Linked DNA regions of Homo sapiens: region 1 is linked to region 2. Evidence: read pairs that join two places in POLR2A ChIA-PET (ENCODE). Cell type or tissue: OCI-LY7. All regions are shown on one strand. Links, peaks and the distances in the headings refer to the core of each region. The heading gives the core; the rest is flanking DNA.

Region 1 (4,347 bases), core at 348-4,347, 200 kb after region 2:
GATATATTTCAAAGGTAGAAATAACAGAATTTGCTGACAAATTAGATGTGGTACATGAAAGTCAAGAATGATTTCAAGGTTGCCCACTAGTTTTATACATTATTAAAATTAATTATGCCAAATACCATTTACTAAGGATGGGTAATTCATAATTATTTTAACTCAACAAGCATCTACTGAAAATCTACTATGTAGTATACTGTTCCAGATTCTGTAGGGAAATTTTTTAAAAGTACCCTGCAACAACAACAGAAAATCCTACCCTGGAAATAGTTACAATTTAGTTCATTAGACATATTCTCCATAGAATAAAGAACCAAATACTGTATAAAGCAACATAAAGCAAAAATATGATAGCAGGACTAACAAAATGGTATATATAACTACTTTTCTAGGGAAATTGTTCAATTTGAAAGTAATCTTATATTTGTCAAGATATGCCCATATCCTCTGTTCTACTCAACAATGTAGTCACTATTTTCCTATAGGAACATGACTCCTGTGTTTTCCATTCAAAATAGTTATTGAACTCTTACTTTGTACCAGGCATGGTACAGACACGTACCAGATATGCTCTGTGGTTGACTCCTGCTCCAGCAGGAAGTATATAAAAGGCTTCATGTTTGAAGTACGAATTATTTGTTTCATGTGCTCTTCTGTTGTGTCTTGGGTTGCATTTTTCGGTTTGGTTGAGAATTCATAATTTTACCTTGGCCCCTAGTTCCTATTTGTCCAGTTTCTGACCTGTCAATGTTCTCTCTCTTTCTCTCTCTCCCTTTCTCTCTCTCTCTGTCTCTCTTTCTCTCTCTCTCTCTCTCTCTCTCTCTCTCTCTCTCTCTCTATATATATATATATATATATATATATATATATATATATAACTTTTTAAAATTATTTTAAGAGATGAGGTCTCACTATATGGCCCAGGTTGGTCTCAAACTCCTGGGCTCACGTGATCCTCCCACCTTGGCCTCCCAAAGTGCTAGGATTACAGGCATGAGCCACCACACTTGGCTTTGACTTGCCAATTTTTATACCTTCTGACCACTGATCTTACTTGCAGCCCATGGGCTTATAAGGACTTTTGAGATCTTGTGGCTTCTCATGCCTCACCTCAACCACCTCATTCATAGTCAAATCTTGCCCCTTCCTATTTTGCGGGTTTCATTAAAACAGCTTTCCTAATAATAATGATATAGTGAAGATTATAATAATAATTATGATAGTTAACATTTTAAAGTACCAACTATGAACTAAGCATTAAATTATGCTATTTAAGTACAATCGTCCCTCAGTATCTGAGGACGATTGGTTCAGGGACTACCCCCTCCTCTGCAGTTACCAAAATCAGGGATTTGAGTAAGTCTTTTATATAAAATGGCAAAGTACTTGCATATAACCTACACACATCCTCCCAGATACTTTAAATCATCTCTAGATTATTTATACTACCTAATGCAATGTAAATGCAATGTAAATAGTTGTTATACTGTATTGTTTTTTATTGGTATTTTTTATTGTTTTTAAATATATATATATTCAATACACAGTTGGTTGAATCTATTGATGTGGAATCCGCAGATATTGAGGGCTGACTGTGCACTTTAAACGTAATCCTCACAGCACATCTACGAAGTCTAAATACTATCATTACCCCACAATGAACTGAGCTTTAAAGAGCTTAAATAATATCCCAAGGTTACTTAGAAAGTGGCAAAGCTGGAATACAAACTCAGAGCCCAGGAACACTATTATGCCAGAACACGTCCTTTTGTACCTTGTACCTATTGAACATGATTCAGAGGGAGAACTGAAGCCAACCCCAGCAACGTTCTCTAAACTCTCAAAGCCTCTATGTCTAATAATGATCTTTCTAATGTTATGCATTTATCATTTTATTTATTTTTCCAAGCTCAAGTTGGAAATAACATTTGCAATACTATCCATCCTTTTTTTTAAGGTGTTGATACTAGAATTGGTTTTGAATGGCCCTAGATACAGGTGTACACACATGTACATGAACTCTGGACCCAGGGTAAATACATAGCAGTTGAAAGGGTAAAAATGCCAACTGGGACTTCTAACAGACCAGGTTCAAAATAAAAAGAGATGAGGGAAAGAGGGGGAACAAAAGGAGAAAACTAACAAGTGTTTATTGAGTATTTCATGTTACCAGTTACTGTGTTAAAATGCTCATTTAATCCTTAAACTCTATTATTAGTCCCATTTTACATGGGAGAAAAATAAAGTGCAAAGAGCTTGTTTTCCCTCTTTGCAGATGAACAAGCTATGAGTTAGAGGCTGATAATAAAGTCACATAGCTAAAGTGTCACAGCCAAGTTTAAAGCCCAAGGTTGGCCAAACTCCAAAGCCTGTGGTATTAACTATAGGCTCGAGGGTAGCCCTTCATGATTGCTACCATCAAAGGCAACCATGATTGTTCACACTTTTTGTAATCCCCTCTCCTCAAGTGTGAGTGAAACTTGTGACCTGCTATAAACCTAGAAAATATGCTAGGATATCACTCCATTTGGCTAGCAGATTCACTTTAGAGACTTTAAAGACACTCCTCACTGGCTGATGAAGTAAACAGCTGTGTTAGGGAAACCCACAGGGTGAGGAACTGCAGGTGGCCTCTAAAATCTGAGGGCAGCCTTGAGCCAGCAAGGAGCCAGGGCTCTCAGTCTGTAAATGCAAGAAAATAAATGCTGCCAACAACCTGAAGGAGACTGGAAGCAGATTCTTCCTCAGTCAAGCTTTCAGATGACAATACAGGCTGATGGATGCTTTGATTGCAGCCTTGTGAAACCTTAAGCAAAGTTAAGTTGTGCTGAGACTCCTGACTCAAGAAACCATGACATAATAAACGTGTGTTGCTTTAAATTGCTAAATTGGCGATAATTTGTACATACCAATAGAAAACTAATATACCATAGTATCTTGGTTTTTCCCTATGCTTGGGGTGCAGTAAATTCTTAGTAGATTACAGCTGCTATTATTATAATAATCAAAATGGAAATCTGAAATATCGAGGTCAAGAAAAAAGTTAACAGAGAAATTTAACAGAGTTAAATAATTGCTTCCAAAGTAACCAAGCGGCTGGTGTAGAAGACAAAAAGATGATATGTTGAAGACTTGTATATTACTCCCAACAAGTATTGAGTACATTATCATCACCACATAAAATATTATAAATTTTCTAGTGGTGCTTATATCTACATTTAGCTTTAATATCTTACACCATACTCAAAGTAAACTGGAAAGTTTTCCTACATTAAGATAGTCCTATATTACCTATGAAGAAATATCAAAACACAGTTTCAGGTTAGAGTCATATTGTTATAAATTATCATTTATATTTTTATATACTATATATTAGCTGTATCAAAAATTGTAAAATTTTTTAAATTATAAAAACACATATAATTATATATTTATATATATAACATTTAAGAATAGCTCAAATATGATGCATAAAATAATTCAGGACATTATTGGATCCAAACCCTAATGAAACAATTACCAGCTTGACACCTTCAGTTCATTAGTGCATGTAAATCTTGCTTATCAAAGATAGCTTATTTATACTAAACACACAATATAATTACACATATTTAGCTGTAGAGTAGGTTAAGAATGTGGATGGGTTTCCATTGCATAGATTCAAGGTTTGCTATCACAGAAAAAAGAAGCTAGTGCTTCTATCTTACTAAATTGGAAAATTATTTTTCTCATTGTTCATTCTATCAGTGCCCCCTTTCCCCTCTGTATTTATATAGCACGGGAATGTATAGTTTCTATCAAATAAATCATTAGAAAGGCAATGTTCAGGCCGGACATGGTGGCTCACGCCTGTAATCCCAGCACTTGGGGAGGCCGAGGCGGGCAGATCGTGAGGTCAGGAGATCACGACCATCCTGGCTAACACGGTGAAACCCCGTCTCTACTAAAAATACAAAAAATTAGCCAGGCGTGGAGGCGGGCGCCTGTAGTCCCAGCTATATTGGGAGGCTGAGGCAGGAGAATGGTATGAACCTGGGAGGTGGAGCTTGCAGTGAGTCGAGATCGTGCCACTGCACTCTAGCCTGGGTGACAGAGCAAGACTCCATCTCAAAAAAAAAAAAAAGAAAGGCAGTGTTCAGTGATTGAGTAGCTATGTTAACCTTACTACTGCCACCTATACAAATATGCACAGAATACACAGTAAACATAAACATAGCCCTTTTATAGGTGTTATGGCATTAGAAAATTTGCCATTCTCCCTCTAATTAGAACATATAACCTTGATGGACTATCACTTTTCATGTGATTGGTCGGTAACAGATATAATAAATATGCCAAATACAG
Region 2 (4,403 bases), core at 95-4,094:
CAGAAGCTACTATTCTAAAAAGATTAGCTAGTTAACACAAGCTAATTCAGGTGGGAAATCTCCATTGCTTTCCTGATGATTTTCCCGAAGTCTATAAGGTAGAGTCATAAACTACAGCAGGTTTTACTAATAACAGCTAACCAGAAGGACAAGCTATTTGGAAATTAGGTCACATCTTAGGGCTTTCTGCCAAACTCACACACAGGAATAGTAACATCTTTGCCAGAATATCTCTGAACACAAAGAACAATGATAGATAATGTTGTTCTGCTGGGAATGCTGAACGGCTGGATTCCTTGTGTGTAGGGTGTCTTGGAGTAAGTTTCCTGACCAAAAGAAAAAGGTTGAGGGGAATGCTTTCAGTATCTGCATTTCCAAAATAGACTTTTCTATACCACTTTTACTATATTTTACATTTCCTGCACCTAAAATGCCTGGTATGGAGTAGGGGATTCAAATGTACAGAACAGAGGAATGAATGATTGATTTTCTTTCCCTTCTTCTATTATCCCATTCACGTACTGCCTCAGAGATACACATAAAAATGAACAAGCTTTATCAGTGAAGAGCTCAGACTCTCCTTTTTGGTTCTATTGCTGGTGTTTGTGGGACATTTGTTCAGGGCTCTGTGTCATCAAGTGGCCTTTGAGTGCCTAGCACTCTGCCCTTGTCTCACACCTGTCCTTTCTACCTTGAAGAGGAATTCTGTCAGGGAAAAGAGTTTAAAGTCCTGCCACAGGTAGCACCTGGGAGCCTGTTGAAAATGTAAAATCTGAGACCCCACCCCAGAATCAGAATCCACATTTTAAGGGGCTCCCCAGGAGAGTTTGAAAAGCGCTAGGTTAAGCCTGCTTAAAAGTGGATCCTCCAAACACTGCTGCCTGCTAGTCTCTGAAGATGTACAGCCTAAGATTGTATCCCAGGTTGACAATGGTTTTTAGAAAGGGAAGAAAGACAAGAAGCCCACCAGACTTTGGAAGTTTGCAAATTAACAGTAGTCCTTAGATTCATGGCAAAGGACAGAGCATCTGCTTCAGGGGACAGAGGTACACTGTTGGCACAGGCAGGCAATCGAAATTCGCTTCTGTACATCTTCGCAAGACTTTGAAACTATCCAGGGCCCCTTCTTGTTTTTCTTCTGTGTGTTTCATAAAAACTGTTGCCAAAGCATTTCAAAACCTGAAATTACAACTGATTGCCTAGTTGCTTATTAAAAGAATAAAGCTCCGTGGAGTGTGCAAATTCCCATTTCAGAAGAAATCAATAGAAATTGCTAATCTGTCAGTGATAAATGATTGTATGTATTGATTTTGGGGCTCTTAGCATCAGCGAGGAAAAGGCTGATCATTCCGGAATGTGTGTGCACTTACAGCATAGCCCCAGGGAGCAGAGAGCTTGCCTGTTAGCCCAGAATATGTTATAAACAAATTATAGGCAAAAAAATTCCTTTACTGTGGTAGAATTCTCGGTTTCAGCTCTCTTTAGCATTTACAAGGCAAACAATACCAGGGATGGAACAAACATTTAACAGCCATCTGCTTTGTATGCAGAATTAGATAGACAGAGTCACATGCAGTGTGACACTTTAATCTTTCTTTTAAAATACTGCCAGCAGCATTGTTCAATGAAACCCTGTCCTTCAATGCAAACTCTAAAAAACATGCCATAACTATTCTACTGGTTATGTCATAAGAGACTGCCACATAACTGATAAAGGATGAGAGAAACCACTGGAAGCATCTATATGTCCCTTTGTAGATGGAATTTGTTCATGGGGCTTCCACTGTCTGCATGCTTCCCTCACACATCTCCACTGGTTAAAATCTTGTTTATTCTTCCTAGCTGTCTATGGAACCTTCCCAGAGCCTACAAACTAGACTTCTCTTTGCTTCCTCTGTGTTCTCTGTGTTCTTATAGCAAGTTATGTGATCTTCTAGTACACCACAGGACTCTTTCTACCTTACAGTCTAGCTGCTTGGCATGCTTCATCACTATTGCTACACTGTTTGCTTCTTTAGAGCTGCACCCTTATTAATCTGTGTGGCTTTCCATCTAGCACAATGCTTGGGATATTGTGTGCCGTCCATTAGTAGTGATTGATTTGAACAACTGAGGATTTATTGTGTTCTCATTATCCAGTATTTCATATCCCAGTTCAACCAAAGAGCAATCAATATGGAAAAGCAAATATTAGGGGAAAGGCAATGGGACTCCACTAAGGTCTTAATTCTCTTTGTTAGCCAGTCAACAAACAAAATTAGCACCTATCATGTACTTGGAAAGAGGAAATTACAAAATGAGGAAGAGGAAGTTCCAATCAGATTATGAAGTAAAAATTGGGGGGTGGGAGCAAGTACAAAGCAAAAACACGAAGCAGGCAGAGTTTCATCCATCATCTTTCTACACCATCTGTCCTCCTCCCTCTGATTTCCTGCTGTCTGCAGTTTCTTTGTTCCTTTCCCATGTCCCTGTATGTGCATCTAGTATAGCTCTTATCATGCTAACTGGTAATTAAGTCAGGAGATTAAGTTTGAGCCTAGGCCATACTTGGGGTTCAAGTATGTCTGTTTCCCAGCAGTTACTCAAAGACCAAAACTGTTCTTACAAAAAGGAGCTGATGCAGAATTTGAAAAGGGCTATGATCATCAAGGATTTTGGAAGAAGAGGGGCCCAGATACCTTTGCATTGGGACGCAGAAAACAAAATGTTGCAATGAGCAAGGGGAGAGTCATTCTCCCCATTTCTGCGTAGAAGATAACTGGGTCACAGTGAAATGTGGATTGAAGGACTAACCCTATTTTGACATTTGTTCATTCAACGTTCACATATGTATTGAGCAGCTAGTAAGTGTCGGGCACTCTTCTAGGTCTGATGAAGACATGAAGAAAATGGACAAAACTTCTGCCCTCATGGGGTGTGTTGCTGCTGTGTGATGACCAGGGACCACTATCTGTAGCAGAGTATTTATGTTCTTTTAACCCCTCACTCCAAAAGAGGGGGCAGCTTGCTGAGCTTCAGTAGAAAATGTCTGTTACTCTGCTGTCCCTATTTTCTTCCTGTCTTTTGGCTCCACATTTGCTCACTGGGTTAAACTAGCCTCTTCCTTTTTACAGCAGATCAGTTTAGAAAACAGTAAGCATTCTCTACGATAAGCTATTCGAGAGACACTGGCTGCCAGTCAGGCTGCCTACTGCAGCGATTTCTCCCCTGTAAAATGTTTTCTAGAATTTTTTGAAAAGCTTTAAACTAGTATAATAAGTAGTATTTTTTCTTCCATCATTTAATAAAAGTTTTAAAAGTAAAAAAAAAAAAAAAGATGAGGAAGAAGTACCAGATACCTGGAATCCTTGAGGCTTGAAAGCAGCAGCTATGAACAGGGGAGAGCTGAACTAGAGAAGCCTCAGGGGTCAGTGTGGGAGTCTCTGTGAAAAGGCTGGCAGGAAGCTAAGTTCCTATATACGTAAGTGGGCCAAAGCCTGTGAAATCTGGGTTATTTTTCTTATGAGGACCATATTTGCACTCATAGACTGGTGAAGCCTGGACAAATTTAGGTTATATTATAACTTATTTTGTTATTTTCTCCCGTATTAAAATATGAACACATTGATGATAAGGACTTTATCTTGCCAGCATCTTGAAGGGTGACTGGCATAGCTAGGTGCCTATGAATTATGTGAGAAAGGAAGGAAGGGAAAATATTCAATGATTTATAAATATTAAGATAGATCTATTTTTTAGGCTGGGTGCGGTGGCTCACGCCTATAATTCTAGCACTTTGGGAGGCCGAGGTGGGTGGATCACCTGAGGTAGGGAGTTCGAGACCAGCCTGACAAACATGGAGAAACCCATCTCTACTAAAAATACAAAATTAGCTGGGTGTGGTGGCACATGCCTGTAATCCCAGCTACTCAGGAGGCTGAGGCAGGAGACTCGCTTGAACTCAGGAGGCGAAGGTTGCAGTGAGCCGAGATCGCACCATTGCACTGCAGCCTGGGCAACAAGAATGAAACTCCGTCTCAAAAAAAAAAAAAAAAGAGAGATCTATTTTTTTTTTTTTTGAAATGGTAGGACTCTATCCAGAGCCAAGCCTGATGACGATGTGATATATCTTTATCAATATCAGATGTTAAAATAAAGTGAGGAGATTGGAGGAATTCTAAAGATATTTTGAGAAATGGCAGCATTACTGGGATATGAGTCCCAGTTGTGACTTCATTTCACAAAACACATTGGATTTCTGAACTGTGGCATGTATGCTAAAATCTTTCTGGTATGTTATGCTCACACCTCATCCTGTCAAGTGGTAGCTTGTGTTTTTGATCATAAGGTCTGCAGAGATTCATTATCGGGAAAAGTTTTCACATACCCATTTTGTTATTGTTGTTGTTGAGACAGGGTCTCAC

Evidence for each region. ChIA-PET counts read pairs that join two places held together with the same protein. Peaks named below come from ENCODE experiments on the same cell type or tissue, not always from the same donor. Only the 100,000 strongest peaks of a DNase experiment are listed, where the experiment ranks them.
Region 1: POLR2A ChIA-PET joins it to region 2 with 6 read pairs; 3 of 35 experiments call an interaction of 5 or more read pairs at or near these places.

The regions. Positions count from the first base shown.
Region 1 is chr2:64,022,223-64,026,569 of GRCh38, reverse strand. No RefSeq gene overlaps it. Among named protein-coding and RNA genes, the nearest start is that of VPS54, 5.0 kb to the right of the region's middle. In OCI-LY7, for the core only: CTCF peaks have their summits at 2,494, 2,694 and 4,172; DNase peaks (open chromatin) are centred at 629 and 2,649; H3K4me3 peaks cover 301 bases.
Region 2 is chr2:64,218,374-64,222,776 of GRCh38, reverse strand. No RefSeq gene overlaps it. Among named protein-coding and RNA genes, the nearest start is that of LINC00309, 15 kb to the right of the region's middle. In OCI-LY7, for the core only: no CTCF peak of the experiment used is centred there; a DNase peak (open chromatin) is centred at 2,336; H3K4me3 peaks cover 557 bases; H3K27ac peaks cover 548 bases.